Linked DNA regions of Homo sapiens: all the other regions are linked to region 1. The links are chromatin contacts, found by Hi-C or POLR2A ChIA-PET in ENCODE. All regions are on one chromosome and are shown on one strand. The core of a region is the stretch at or near the end of the contact, and the rest is flanking DNA. Distances in the headings are between cores, read along the strand shown. Region 1 overlaps VAV2 (vav guanine nucleotide exchange factor 2). Region 2 overlaps ADAMTSL2 (ADAMTS like 2). Region 3 overlaps VAV2 (vav guanine nucleotide exchange factor 2). Region 4 holds the start of ADAMTSL2 (ADAMTS like 2).

Region 1 (3,063 bases), core at 272-2,771:
GCTGATCCCCCGCTGCGCTGCCTGGCCCAGGTACTTGTTCCTGTTTGACAAGGTGGTCATCGTCTGCAAGCGGAAGGGCTACAGCTACGAGCTCAAGGAGATCATCGAGCTGCTGTTCCACAAGATGACCGACGACCCCATGAACAACAAGGACGTCAAGAAGGTGGGGCCTTCCGGGTCCCCCCTGCTACCCAGGAACGTGGGGGTGGCCTGGAGAGAGGCACTGGGTTCCAGACCCCAGGGGAAGGGGACTCGAAGTCAGCCGCTGATGCTGGCCGGGTGGGTTGGGGTGGGCGTCTCCGCTCTGCAGGAAGGCTCCTCTCTGAGTCACTGCCTCGCCGTCGTGACCACTGCTCATAGCAGGCCTGCTCCTCGCCGGGCCCAGCGCCCCCCAGAAAGGTGGGCAAGACCAGAATCCCACTCCCCAGTGAGGCGACTGAGGCAGAGGGGAGAGGCCACCCCAAGGCCTCTAGTGAGGGTGGGACTTTCAACCTTGGCTTTCCATCTGGCCAGCCTGACTCTAGCCCATGTTGTCCCTTGTAGCAAGCAGGCTTTCCTCTCCCGTCCCACCCTGCGGTGCTTGGAGGAGGGCTGTGGGTAGGTCTGGCTGTGGCTTGTCCGAGACTCTACATGTAGCTGGCTGGGGCCTGTGGCTGCTGGGGTGGGGCCAGGGCTGCAGGGGTGGGGCCTGTGGCTGCTGGGGCGGGGCCAGGACTGCAGAGGTGGGCCTGTGGCTGCCAGCGGGTGGGGCCAGGGCTACAGGGACGGGGCCGAAGCTGCTGTGGGGCAGGACCATGGCTATAGGGCTATTGCTGGCTGGCTGTCTGGTTCAGTCCTGCTTCAGCTGAGGCTTCTGCCCATGGCACTTGAGCAGCTACCGTGTGCAGCCCTGGTGGGGTGGGGGGCGGGGGTCAGGAGCCCTTGTTCTGAAAGTCCAGTCCCTGGCCTCCAGGGCTGGCAGTGTAGCCCTCGTCCAGACCCAGCAAGTGCAGACTGGATGAGCTGTTGAGGGTGACCCTCCCTGCCCTCATGCCCAAAACAAGTAACTGGGGCCCATGAGGCAGTCCTGCCACCAGCACCCAACACTCTGGGAAGAAATTCCTTTCCCCACTGATCACCCCACCCCCAGCCTGGGCACTGGGGGGTGTTCCACCTGCCAGGGCTCCTGGCGCCTCCACACTGCGGCACCCACCACAGGGCCGGGCTTAGCCTCTCACTGACCGTCTTCCCCTTCCTCTCCTCTCCATGCTTCCTAGTCTCACGGGAAAATGGTAAGCACCTAGCGCCCAGGTCCTCCCACCTGCCTCAATCATCCCAGCCTGGTGCTGGCACTTCTGCCCGGAGCCAGGGGACCCAGGGGCCTGAGGGGCTGGGCTCAGGGTTTTCTTGGTCCTTCGTCCTCCACTCCCTTTCCCGATGATGAAATGATTTGTATTCATGATGAAAGGCTTGCCCGCTAAGACAGTGTGAAAGGAAAACTCCGTGATCCTCAGTCCCTGGAGCTCGGGGTCAGAGGCTGGGGTTTCTTGGTCTCTCTTCAGCTCTCCATCATCCTTTTTGTTTTTCTGTGTTCTCTCCCTCCTCCCTCCCTCTTTCTCCCCTTTTCCTCTCTCTTTCCTTGTTTCTTTCCTCCTCCCATCCCCGCTCCACGCTTCCCCTCTCCATCCCTCCCTTCGTTCCTCTTTCCCGCCATCTTTTCTAACCCAGTAGGCTCCTATTTGCCAAACTCTTTTTTCTGGACCACTTTGAAAGCCCTTTGTCCGAGAGCTCGGAGAGATGGCGAGGCCTGTGGGGTGGCCGAAGGGGAGGCAGGGAAGGGGGCAGTTGTGGGTTGCTCAGTCGGGGATGGCTTCACGGGGGGTGCCCCAGGCCCATGGCTGTTCCCTGCCTTTTTGTTGTTACTGTTCTACTTCAGAGAAGTGAGGTTTTTTTAGCATCACATTTAGGAAGTGAAAGTGGGTGGTCAGGCCTCGTGGAGGGGCCCTGGGTGGGGCCCTGCGCTCATCCTTCCTGGGATCCTGCCCCCGCTTAACATGCATCTACATATGCACTCGGTGGAGCATCCTCGCACATGGGCGCAGGCAGGAGTGCAGACCTGCCCAGGCATGTGTGTGTGCACCCACAGGAGAGCACCCACAGGAGAGCACACACAGGAGAGCACCCACAGGAGAGCTCACACAGCATGGGTGCATGTGCATCATACGTGTTAGTACATGTGTGTACCTGCAGGGACAGATACAAGTGTGTGTGTGCACATGCTCACAGGAGCACTGGGCACACTCATGCACAGGTGCACACGCATAGACACGCGTGCAGGCACAGATGCACACCCATGCACGCAGGAGCACACTAGTATGCATGCAGAGGTGAAGGCACAAGCGCATATGTATTCTCACGTGAGGGTATGGGCACACAGCTATACATGCATGCATACAGAGGCACGTGTGCACGTACAGCATGGGCAAGAGAGCAGGTACACACGTGAGAACATGTGTTCACACAGGCACAGGCACCTGTGCACATATGCATATACACACGTGCACATGCTGCACAGGCGAGAGTACACGTGGACATGTGCCAGGATGTCTGAAGCCGTGTCTATTGCAAGCATGGCCCCTCTCCCCCCTGCAGTGGTCCTACGGCTTCTACCTAATTCACCTTCAAGGAAAGCAGGGCTTCCAGTTTTTCTGCAAAACAGAAGATATGAAGAGGAAGTGGATGGAGCAGTTTGAGATGGCCATGTGAGTTCCAGGGCGGCAGCCCCCAGGTCCCTGGCAGATGAGTTGTATGGGGGGTGGAAGCCCAGGTGGATTGTGTCTGTGGTTCCTCTCAGACCAGGGGCGGTGGGAGGCAAAGTTGGAACGTCAGGGACACAGACAACCTCCATCACCCCTGGGACGCCAGCCTCAAGCAGTGACATCCTCTTTAACAATCAGTCCAGAGTGAGAGGGCTCTCCCTCTGCCACAGCCTGTCCCAGGCAGGCTCCGCTGTCCTGCTGGAATGAGCCATCCCACCCTTGAGGCTGAGCCTGGCACGCCCGGCCCACAGAGCAGTGACCGGCT
Region 2 (3,253 bases), core at 274-2,773, 230 kb after region 1:
GGAAGGGCTGCGGGCTGGGGGCTGGTCCCACTGTTTCTTCAAAGCCTCCTTCACCTGGGAGCTTCAAGCCAGGAGAGTCTGTCCCATCCTGGGGCTCAAGGGGAAGGGAAGAGTGCCTTCTCCTCCCTCTTTCAGAACTTAGAGGAAGCTTTAAAAATGGGGGTGGGGGCCAGGCGCAGTGACTCTTGCCTGTAATCCCAGCACTTTGGGAGGCCGAGGCGGGTGGATCACGAGGTCAGGAGATCGAGACCATCCTGGCTGACATGGTGAAACCCCGTCTCTACTAAAAATACAAAAAAAAAAAAAAATTCACCGGGTGTGGTGGCGGGCGCCTGTAGTCCCAGCTACTCAGGAGGCTGAGGCAAGAGAATGGCATGAACCTGGGAGGCAGAGCTTGCAGTGAGCCGAGATCACACCACTGCACTCCTGAGCAACAGAGTGACTCCGTCTCAAAAAAAAAAAAAAAATGGGGGTGGGTGGGGGGTTTCCCAAGACCCTGTCATCTCAGAACAAAAGTTCCCTGGAAACCTGGAAAACTGCCCCAATGGGGGCCACTCAGAGCACCCAGATCAGGATAAGTAAGTCCTTTCAGGGAACGGAGAACCCGGAAGACCAGTCCTTAATGTTCGATTCAGAAAACACTAAACTGTGCTGACCAGTTCCCCACCTACTTTCAACAGCTTTAAATTCTCCCCAAGAACAAAAAGAGATGAAAAGATCCAACCCATGCCCCTCCACCCCACCCATGGAGACGCTCCGCCATCTTTATCTAATTACATGCTCTGAGCCAGCAGGCAGCATGACTCATGCCTGACTCAAGAGAGAGCGGGCCCGGTTCAAAATAACCCTTTGGATTTTAAGCACCAAAGGTATTTCTGGAGGGGCTGCCCACACACTCTTCGCAGCAGCACGTGTGGGGCATAGCAGATGCAACTCTTGAACATAACCCTGCATATATTTGCACAACAATGCAACGCCTAGCAGGTTCCGTTCTTGGAAGTAGCACAGGGAAGCGGAACACCAAGGAAATCGCTGAAGCACCAAACCGTCGCTCTCCTCCATCTGGAAGGAAGTCACTGCCCCTCTCAGCTGTGAAAGTCAGAGCTGCTAGACTGGGGCTGGTGACGGCTGTGGAGTCACCACCAGACCACCTGTCACTCCTCAGGGTCCTTCGCCCAGATGCCCGGCCAGACACAGGCTCACGGGCTCCCCAGGCAGGAGAAGCTCTGAAGCCACCGTGTTTGTTTATAAACAAGCCAGAAAGTGCTCTGTTCTTCTCTCCCCCCAAGGCTGCGGAGAGGGACTCCGCGTCTCTGTGTCTCAGAAGCTTGTTCCCAAAGTCGGAGTCTGGTGACAGGGGCCCCTCCCTTGATTGTTTGAAGCTTTTCTGGAAAGATGAAAATAGCCTTTCCTTTCTGGGCTGCCCCTTTGATTTTGCCTTCTCTGAGCAGACACGACTTCCTGTGTTTGGACAACTCGGCCGAGACGTGGCTATTTTGGCCTGGTGGTTTCCCCCGCCGCCTCCCTCTGCCCTTTATCTCTCCACACCATCTTTGGTCCCTGTGCGGCAGCATCCTTTGATGGCAGGCCGGCCGGGGGAGCAGCGGCATCTCAGCAGTCAGGGCCTTTCTGAGTGCTGACAGCCTAGTTGATCGACCCTTGAGGCCCCTGACAGGCCCTGGAAATTCAATATATCCTGGGGCGGGGGGCTAAGAGGGGAGGGTAAGAGTCAACCAAGATGGGGCAGGAGAGACTCTTTACAAAGCGGCTTGAGGATCCGTAAGCTTGTGCCATGACCCTGGCCTAAGGATCACTGAATATTTGACCTGGTGGGCCCAAAGGGCAGCCCCTGACAAGCCCCCCAGTGAGAGATGGGGAAACTGAGGCCCAGAGGAAGACAGAGATGCTCAACTCACACAGTGTCCATGCCTTAAGCCAAATTCCACAGCGAGGCCTCGGTGCCACTCTGATAAACCTATTCTATTTGGAGGGCCGTGACTGCCGGAGAGCTGGCCTCCCTGACCCAGGCAGTGGGTCCTGAAAGGCACCCCCCACTGCTGCCACTTGGAGGCTCAGTTTTCTACTAATAGCTTCTACTTACTGGAGGCCTTACCGTGGGCCTCACACACGGAATACCAGGGAATGCCCCGGACTGCCCTGGGAGGTGAAGAGGGCCCACGCTGAAGACACAGACAGACTGGCAGCCTTGAGTAGTGCCGTTCCCACAGGCAGGCACTGTCTGGGTCCGTCCCTCCTGCCCTTTACCCAGGACCCCCTCTCAGACTCAGACACTATACCCAAAGCAAGGCCCGGCCCTCCCCGCCCGAGTCCTGAGAACCAGCCACAGGCCCCACCTACCCAAGGCTTTGAGCATGCCAAGGTAAAGGGTGAGCAGACAGCCCTGTGCCACCCCTGTGGGAAGAGGGGCAGCCAGAGGAGGCTCCGAGGCCCCACTCTGTCCACATCTGCAAAGTAGGATTCCGCCCAGAGCCTGCCAGAAGTGCTCAGGACATCCTCCCTGCACCCCGCAGCCCCAGGCACCTCGGTGGCCTCAGAAAACAGTTTGAGAAAAGCGGCAGGCATCCCCTGGGGCTCCTGGCTCACCAGGGAGGTTGGCTTTGTTGCTCTGGTCCCAGGGCTGGATGGGTGGGAGGGTGGCCCCAAACCACATCACCTCGAGAGTGAACCCTGAATCTCCCATCAAATTCAGTCCCTGAGCCCCAAGGAAGACCCACTCAGCACTCCCAGCCCAGGCCGGGTTCAGTTCATGCTTGCGTCTAAAGTCAAAGGGCTTGGGTTGGACCTCAGAAAACAAAACCAAACACCAGTGAGCCCGTGCCTGCCTCCAACCCCCACTCACTGCCTGTTTAAAGTAGCCCCCAGGCACATGTGAGTTGCTGGGAGAAACTGTGGGGACCTGCAAGGGTGGCCACCCTCTATCTGGGGGCAGGCGGGGCTTGTCACCACGGACTGTGCTCCAGTAGGGACACGACAGGTCTGGGGTCACCCTGCTCACAGCTGGCCCCTGACACAGGGAAGCTCCCAACCTCAGACTTCCCCAGGTCTAGCTGTGACTGCCCAGGCGTCCCCAGCTGTGACTGTCCAGACAACCCTGGCTGTGACTGCCCAGGTGTCCCCAGACATGGCTGCCCCCAGACATGGCTGCCCATGTAGACCCAGCTGTGGCCTTGGCTCTGGAGGCCTGGCCCCAGGTGGACTCTCTCATGGCCCTTGCCAGCTGCAATGCCAGCCT
Region 3 (3,468 bases), core at 56-2,555, 190 kb before region 1:
TGGGCGAAGATGGGGCACGTGCAGGCTTTGCTGTTGGCAGGGTCAACAGCAAGCTGTGCTAGTCCTCAGCAAATGAGGTATTTAGATCCCTGGGGGCAGGGTGATGGCGGAGAGCTTCCCGGAGGAGGTGGTACTTGAGATGCCCTGAAAAGTAGATGGCTTTTGGTAGCTAAGGGTTGGAGACAGGTGGTTGTTCTACAGAGAGGGCTCTGTGTGGCCACAGACTGGAGGCGCTGCCACAGTGCTTCATCCTGGATCATTGCTGGAAGGGGTGTTGCAGTTTTTGAAATCTGCGTTCCAGCAGCAGTTGGGGCAGAGGAAGCTGCATGCCACCAGCTCTGATGAGTAGAGACATAAGGCAGCGGCTGCCGCTCACTGCAGAGCTCGACCTGGCTGGCACTGGGCCACCTGCTTGGTGTTCTTCCCTCTGCCTTGCAGGGGATGGTGTTTCCCTGCAGCAGATGATGAGTCTGAGACCCAGGGAGATGCGTGATAGAAGGTTCCAGAGAGGTGGCCATGCCCCATGGCTGGTCGGGCAGCTGGGTGATGATCAGCCTCTGCGGTGTCAGGGTCGGGGGCAGCACCCCAGTGCCCTGGGGAAAGATCTTGTTGCCAGGGCCCCTCTGCCCTGACACATGCCCTTTCTCTATTCTGGGTGGGTTTGTTTCAGGACCGCCCAGCACTGGCACCTCCCCTGGTCCTTGGAAGACTCTGGGCAGCACCAGGTGGGGGCGGCTCTGCCCTGGTTAATGGATGAAGGAGGGACAGGTGACGGGCCAGTCTGAGGTCATGCAGCTGTGTGGGGGTTGAGGCCTCGTGCCAGCCCGTGCAGGTCTCTTGCCTCTGGAGCGCCATTCACTTCCCCCCTCCACCGGCAAAATGGCCCCTTGGGTTGGTGGGAGGTTGGGAGACAGAGAACCAGGTGCCTGAGTCCAGAGATGGCCCCAGGGCTGACCAGCTCTGCCCTCTGGCCACATGGCTTCCGGTCCTGGGCCTCCTGCTCCCGGGTGGCTGGTGGCCCAGCCTGTTCTCCACCCTACTCTGTGTGTCGCGCACTGGCTCGTGGCATTGAGCCGCAGAGGCAGAAACCCTGTGCTTGGTGTTGCTGGCTTTCTGGAGGGGGCACAGAATAAGGATGAATGGAGAGAGGAAGATGGCACTTTCAGATGAGAGAGAGAAGGCAGGCAGAAGGCAGGGCTGCCTTCAGGTGACGCCGGCAGGCTCCCTGATGAGGTGACAGGGCGGTGGGGTGCGCAGCTGGCGCCGCCTTCCCCTCACCACTAGCACCTGTGCTCCCCGAATGCCGTTTCAGCTGAGTGAGTTCAGCTGGGGCCTGTTGGGGAGCTCGGGGCCCTGGCAAAGTCAGCAGGCTGACAGCAGGAGGTCCTCGTGGGCCAGAGGTCAGTGGTGGGGCTCTGGGACATGGCCGGAGGCGGGGCCGGGCCCGGATTAGTGCCTGGCTGCCTGTCCTGCCGGCGGCCGTGGCTCCGGGCTCTGTGTCTCTGCTGCAGGAAGTCTTCATTTGCTTGTCCTCCCTCCCTGTCAACATCCTCTGTCCGAGTTCCGGACGGCTGCGGCGTCCGCTCCTTCCTGCTGCCCTGGGAGCCGAGCCGTCCTCATGCAGCCCCTGCCTGGGGACCCATCTCCTCTGGGCCTGGCTTCGTGTGTGGTTGGGCACTGAGCGGCCGACACATTCCTAGGGTGGAGACCGCACACACAGCGTTGAGCCTCTGACAGCCGCGTTCAGATCCTGGCTCAGCACCTCGTGGCAGACCCGTGGCGCCTCTCTGGACCCTGCATTCTCCGCTGTCAAAGGGGGTATTTTAGGAGCCCCTCCCAAGGGTTGGCCGAGGACCCGGCTGTCAGCCCGGTGCCTGGCAAGTGGGAAGTGCTCGGCGGACATGTCTCCCAGCCCCTGCAGGGTGGAGCCATGAGCTCGCCTCTCCGACACCACCACCCCTGGCACGAAAGCTCTTCCGAAGCCTCAGTGCCCCTCCCCATGTGCCCACTTGACGCGGCTGGGGTGGGCGCTCCGGGACCTGCAGACCTGCTCTCACACTGGGGTCAGGAGCTGGCTGGAGGAGACCCTAAACCCAGCGAACTCCCCTGCCCTGACCCCCTCAGCTCTGATGAGCCCCCTTCTTCACCGGGGCCAGCCCCAGGCTCAGGTGCCCGGTTTTTGGTCCCCTGAAGCTTCGTGTTCTGAAGGACTCTTTGCCTGGAGCTGGGGACGCTGTTTGGCTTCTGAATCCAAAAGATAAACAAGAATGACAAATACAGGACCGTGGAGGGGACAGGACTGGGCAGTGGGAGCTTGAACTTTGGGCCAGACTGAGCGGCTGCGCCCCTGAGTTAGGTCTCCTGCTGCCTGGCAGCTGCAGGTTTTGCAATCCTGATGCTGCTGGAAACAGTGTTTCTGTTTTGTGGGGTTCATCTGTCAGTCTTTACAGAGTTTGTGTAAGGATGAAGACAAATCATTCTCACAGACCTACTCCTTGTCCCCTAGGCCAGCTTGGCCCTGAAGTCATCAGTATTTCTGTTGGTTTGTTTTGTACTTTTGGGTTCAAAGGCAGCGCGAACACGCGGTATCTTTCCGTGACCCGCCAGGTGCTTGCGGGCTGTGGCCTTCCCAGGATTGGGGAGCCCGTCTCCAAGTTTCCTCAAGGCCTCCCAGCCCTGTGTTCTTTGAAATCTGCATAGGGGTGGGGAGGGGGTGCCTGCCTGTCTTCTGTTGTTAAGGACTTTAAAAAATGCTGTGTTGGCTGCCTCCAGGGTCATCCTTCCACAGGGGGATCCTTTCTGCAGTGGCTGGAGTAGGAGAGGGTCCCCCAGCCTGCAATGGAGGAGGTGGCAGTGAGATCCTCCTAGTGGACCCTGGGACCAGCATCCTCTGGCCGGCGGGCCAGGGAGGGCAGTTTCCCCAGCCCTGCCCAGCCCTGCCTGTCCTGGCCTCACCCTCGAACACCGTGTGCCTCCCCGCTCCTGGTCTTGAATGTGTGTCCAGTTTTCAGCCACATTTCTGGGATCATCACATTTGTCTCATACACGTAGGACATCTCCAGAGGCAGGGGGCGTGGGAGCTGCGTGCCCTAGGGCAGGTGGACGCATACACGTAGGACATCTCCAGAGGCAGGGGGCGTGGGAGCTGCGTGCCCCAGGGCAGGTGGACGCCCCATCCCCTTTGCCAGCTGAGGGGCAGAGGCCTGAGGTACTGAGCCACCTGGACTTGGCGTGGCCTTCCTGACTCAGGTGCTGCCCCCTTGACCTCGGCTGCTCCCCCGAGTTTTGAGGCCTATGTTTTGGTTTTTCTGCCTTGTTCTGTTCTCTGGCGTGTCTGTGGTTGGCGTCCGGCAGGGGCTGCAGGCTGCGTGTTGAGGGGCAGGCTCTGGACACTTGCCTGCAGCTCCAATGTCCCACCTCTGACTGTTGTCAGGAACCAGAGGTGCCAGGTGAGTGACAGCTGTCGTG
Region 4 (3,132 bases), core at 465-2,964, 250 kb after region 1:
GGAAGCATGCCATGCTTTGCCTCCAAGTCCTCAAGCCCCCTAGAGAAGGGCTGTGGAGACAGCCAGCCTCGGCTGAGGGGGCTGGGGACCCAGGCGGGGGGAAAGGCTCTGGTTCGAAGGGATGGGCCTGGGCTCAGTCCAGCGCCTTGGCAGGAGCACCTTGGGATTTTAACTGGCTCAGCTCTTGCTGGCCTCGCAGGAGAATGGCCTCTGCCACTGGCTGCTAGGGTCAGTGCATGGGGATGGGCTTGGCCAGGTCCCGGGGGAATGTGCAGCCTCGCCCTAGACCAGCAGCTCCACAGTCAGCATCCAGCAACAGCCGGCACTCAGGTGAGGCAGAACCCAGGTACCTATGCCGCCTCCCGATCCCCGGAGAGAAGATGGAATTGGGGGAGGGGCAGGGCAGGAGGAGGTGCAGTTTGTGCCAGCATGTCAGCAGTCCAGGGCCACAAGGCTGACTTCCTCCCAACAGCCAGCACCCTTGGCTCAAAACACCTGCCAGGGGTCAAAGCAAGCCCATTGGAAGGGACTGTCCAGCCTCCAGGCCCTCAGCTCTCCCCACCCCCTCCTCAGCGTCGACCCTGCCCTGTGGAAGGGAAGACCAGAGATCCACCATGACCTCTGTCCAGGCCTTGCTCAGGTGCTGAGGGTCACTTGCCAGCGAGTTAGAGAAGGGATTTCAGAAACCACGCAGCCTGCACTCATAACCTGGAGCCCAGAGAGGGGAGCCAACCTGCTCAAAGCCACACAGCAAGGTAGCACACTAGCAAACTCAGGGACTCGACCCCCACGCCTGGCCAATTCCAGGGGAAGAAGGCATGGAGGTCACCCCTCACCCCTGCCAGGCCAGAGGCCAACTCGGGCTCTGCCCCTCCCTCCTCAGCAGCCTCCATCCAACTTGAAGAGTTTCCTTGCAGGCCCGGCACCTGCAGATTTTCAGGGGCCACTCCAAGGACACCACTGCAGCCCGGACGACGCAGCAGTGCACCCTGGAGTGGGGAGCCTGAGTCTGACCTCCCCTGCCCCCGCCGCCTGCCCCCCACCTCCCTCCCCTGCAGACCTCCATCTGCACTCTCAGCCTCACACCCACAGGAGCCCCCTCCACTGTGCCATTGGCTAACGGGTGCCCCAGCCTCTGCCTGCCGGCTGAAGACAGGTGCCAGCCGGCCTCACACTTGCTTTTTTCATTAAGGCTTCCAGACACCACTGGCTTCTGGCCAGGCCTCGCTCACGGGGATCCATCCCTCCCTGGGGTCCAAAAGCAGCGGCTGGCGGCAGCAGAGAGGTCTGCCGTGCACACAGAGCTCCGGGCGCACAAGGCTAGGTGCTGGGAGGCCACCCTGCCCCGTGCTCTGCGGCCCGACCCCTCCCCACAAGCCTCCCCACGTTATGTAACGGCTCCAGAGGGCGCGGGGTGCTCCTACCCCCAGCCCCACTCTGAGCAGTGGGCTGGCCTGGTGGACGCTGCAACGTGAGGGGGACGGGGACGAGGTGGCCTACCTGGCTTCGGGTCAGCAGGTTGTCCTCCCAGAGAAAGGGGCGAGCGCTGCGGAGGGCAGACGGCGCCAGGTGCGCTGTGCGTGCGGGGGCGGCGTGAGTGCAGAGGCTGCGGCCCGGCCTCCCTCTCCCCTTCCCCTCCTCCCCCGCGCCGCCTCCCTCTCCCACTTCAAAGAGCATCCAAGAGAGGGGGTTCCCGGGAGGGGCGCAGCCCAGTGGCGGCTCTGCGCCGGCGGCCGCCTTTATAGCTGTCAGGCAGACGGGGAGGAACACTCACACTTCCCACCAGGCCGCTCCCCCGCCCGCGCCGGCCGGCCTGGCGCACACTTTAACCCGCTCTGCGCCTCTGGAGCCCGGCCAGGCCGGCCCAGCTGCCTGTTGGCTGCTGCCGGCGGCGGCGGCCCAGGAGCGGCGAGCAGGGAGGCCTTCTTCCCGGGTCCAGAACTGGGGGCCACATGTCGGGTGTCCAGACGGAGCAGCCGCTGGCCTGAGGTTACCGGGGAGGCTGGCGGTGGCAAAGCCCCAGCCCCGCCTGTCCGGCTTCTGCCTCCAGAGCGGGCCCTGTCCCTGGGGCTCCTGAGAATGGGGTCTGGGATGTATGAGGTGTCCCGTCTGATGGCTCCGTTGTACGGAGGGAAAGGCTGAACTTCCGGGACGACCGTGCCCCAGGTCACGAGCCTCAGAAAGCTCCCGAGATGCAGGGGCCTAAGCAGGTGGAGGGACGCAGGGAGACCCAGCGAGAATGAACCAAGGGCTCCAGGGAGGAGACAGATGTGCCCGTGGCCTGCTGACCAGATGGCTAGAGCAGCCAGGGCCAGGGCAGAGAGGCTCAGGGATTCTGCAGATGTCCAGCACCAACTTGGCAGCCCCTGGCAGGCCAGGCCTGGAGCTCAAGCCTCTGTTCCTGCTGAGTCAGGGCACAGAGGGGAGCGAGAGTGGGTGGAGCAGCAGAGCCCCCCTGGGAAACTCCCGGCGGGCCCCAGACTTTGTGAGGCTTTCCTAAAGCAAGGCTGGGCACCTAGCCTCTGCACACCAGCTTCCCCAGAGCCCATCCTCGGCAAACAGAGGCACCTCCAAAAAGGGGAGGAGGAGGAAGCTGGGGCACCATTCCATCAGGTCATCTGTGTCTTTTCATCCATGCCCCTGCCTCCATGCAGCAGATGTCCTGGGCCCACAGCAGTGCCGGGAAGACACTTCTCCTTCCCTCTGTCCTCCCTGCTGGAAGAAACTTGTGAGTTCCTTCAGCTGCCTTCATGAGAAAGTTCTGCCCTGTGTCTGACCACCCACCAGAAAGGCTGGGAAGGAAAGCCACCAGTAATAGTAGTGAAAGCGATAATACCGTCTGCCCTCTGTCCAGCTTGTCCTACGGGCCCAGAGCTGTGAGGCCAGATCCACCTTTATGATCTGCATTTCACAGGTGGAAGAACTGAGGTTCGGGGACCAAGTCACCTCTCCAGTAGGCAAGGCTGGGATGCCAGCGCTCCTGAGTGTCGGGTTCTCTCCTCTGCCGGGTTGTTTAAGTTTCTCTCCCCGGGACCCTCGGGCAGGCAAGTCTTATTCATCTCATTCTCCTGCTGGGGCAACTGGGATGCAAGGTGGCTGCTCCTAGTCACAGGGCCACCTGCGGTGTGGAAC

The links. Hi-C counts contacts between places; a loop is a spot of excess contacts on that map. ChIA-PET counts read pairs that join two places held with the same protein, here RNA polymerase II (POLR2A). Pooled maps may share reads with other maps.
Region 2: a loop to region 1 is called in a pooled map, with 3 times the contacts of the local background. The contact joins two enhancer-like sites. A Hi-C loop is called at or near these places in 2 of 50 pooled maps. POLR2A ChIA-PET finds 5 or more read pairs at or near these places in 3 of 52 experiments (Caco-2, H1 and activated naive CD8-positive, alpha-beta T cell).
Region 3: a pooled map shows a loop between it and region 1 (2.1-fold over the local background). The contact joins two enhancer-like sites. A Hi-C loop is called at or near these places in 2 of 168 maps with a recorded cell type or tissue (HL-60/S4 and breast epithelium), 2 of 37 single-sample maps with no recorded cell type and 2 of 50 pooled maps. POLR2A ChIA-PET finds 5 or more read pairs at or near these places in 3 of 52 experiments (HepG2, WTC11 and activated B cell).
Region 4: a loop to region 1 is called in a map of endothelial cell of umbilical vein, with 5 times the contacts of the local background. The contact joins the promoter of ADAMTSL2 here to the enhancer-like site in region 1. A Hi-C loop is called at or near these places in 1 of 168 maps with a recorded cell type or tissue (endothelial cell of umbilical vein), 9 of 37 single-sample maps with no recorded cell type and 9 of 50 pooled maps. POLR2A ChIA-PET finds 5 or more read pairs at or near these places in 1 of 52 experiments (common myeloid progenitor, CD34-positive).

What each region holds. Positions count from the first base shown.
Region 1 is chr9:133,785,454-133,788,516 of GRCh38, reverse strand. It overlaps VAV2 (vav guanine nucleotide exchange factor 2), which reads left to right. Exons shown (of 30, transcript NM_001134398.2): 15 at 31-163; 16 at 1,257-1,271; 17 at 2,632-2,741. Among named protein-coding and RNA genes, the nearest start is that of SARDH, 49 kb to the right of the region's middle. RefSeq lists a silencer at 569-728 and enhancers at 1,015-1,567, 1,839-2,248. Within about 2 kb of position 1,521, at least 5 of the 41 ENCODE cell types and tissues checked have a DNase peak (open chromatin) inside an H3K27ac peak, as active enhancers do.
Region 2 is chr9:133,556,566-133,559,818 of GRCh38, reverse strand. All of the region lies in intron 11 of ADAMTSL2 (ADAMTS like 2), which reads right to left. Among named protein-coding and RNA genes, the nearest start is that of ADAMTSL2, 23 kb to the right of the region's middle. RefSeq lists an enhancer at 2,473-2,974. Within about 2 kb of position 1,523, at least 13 of the 41 ENCODE cell types and tissues checked have a DNase peak (open chromatin) inside an H3K27ac peak, as active enhancers do.
Region 3 is chr9:133,977,613-133,981,080 of GRCh38, reverse strand. All of the region lies in intron 1 of VAV2 (vav guanine nucleotide exchange factor 2), which reads left to right. Among named protein-coding and RNA genes, the nearest start is that of VAV2, 13 kb to the left of the region's middle. RefSeq lists enhancers at 853-1,368, 1,322-1,371, 1,885-2,402. Within about 2 kb of position 1,305, at least 13 of the 41 ENCODE cell types and tissues checked have a DNase peak (open chromatin) inside an H3K27ac peak, as active enhancers do.
Region 4 is chr9:133,533,286-133,536,417 of GRCh38, reverse strand. It overlaps ADAMTSL2 (ADAMTS like 2), which reads right to left and starts at 1,714. Exons shown (of 19, transcript NM_014694.4): 1 at 1,501-1,714. RefSeq lists enhancers at 144-685, 1,226-1,767, 1,768-2,307, 2,308-2,849 and a silencer at 3,108-3,132.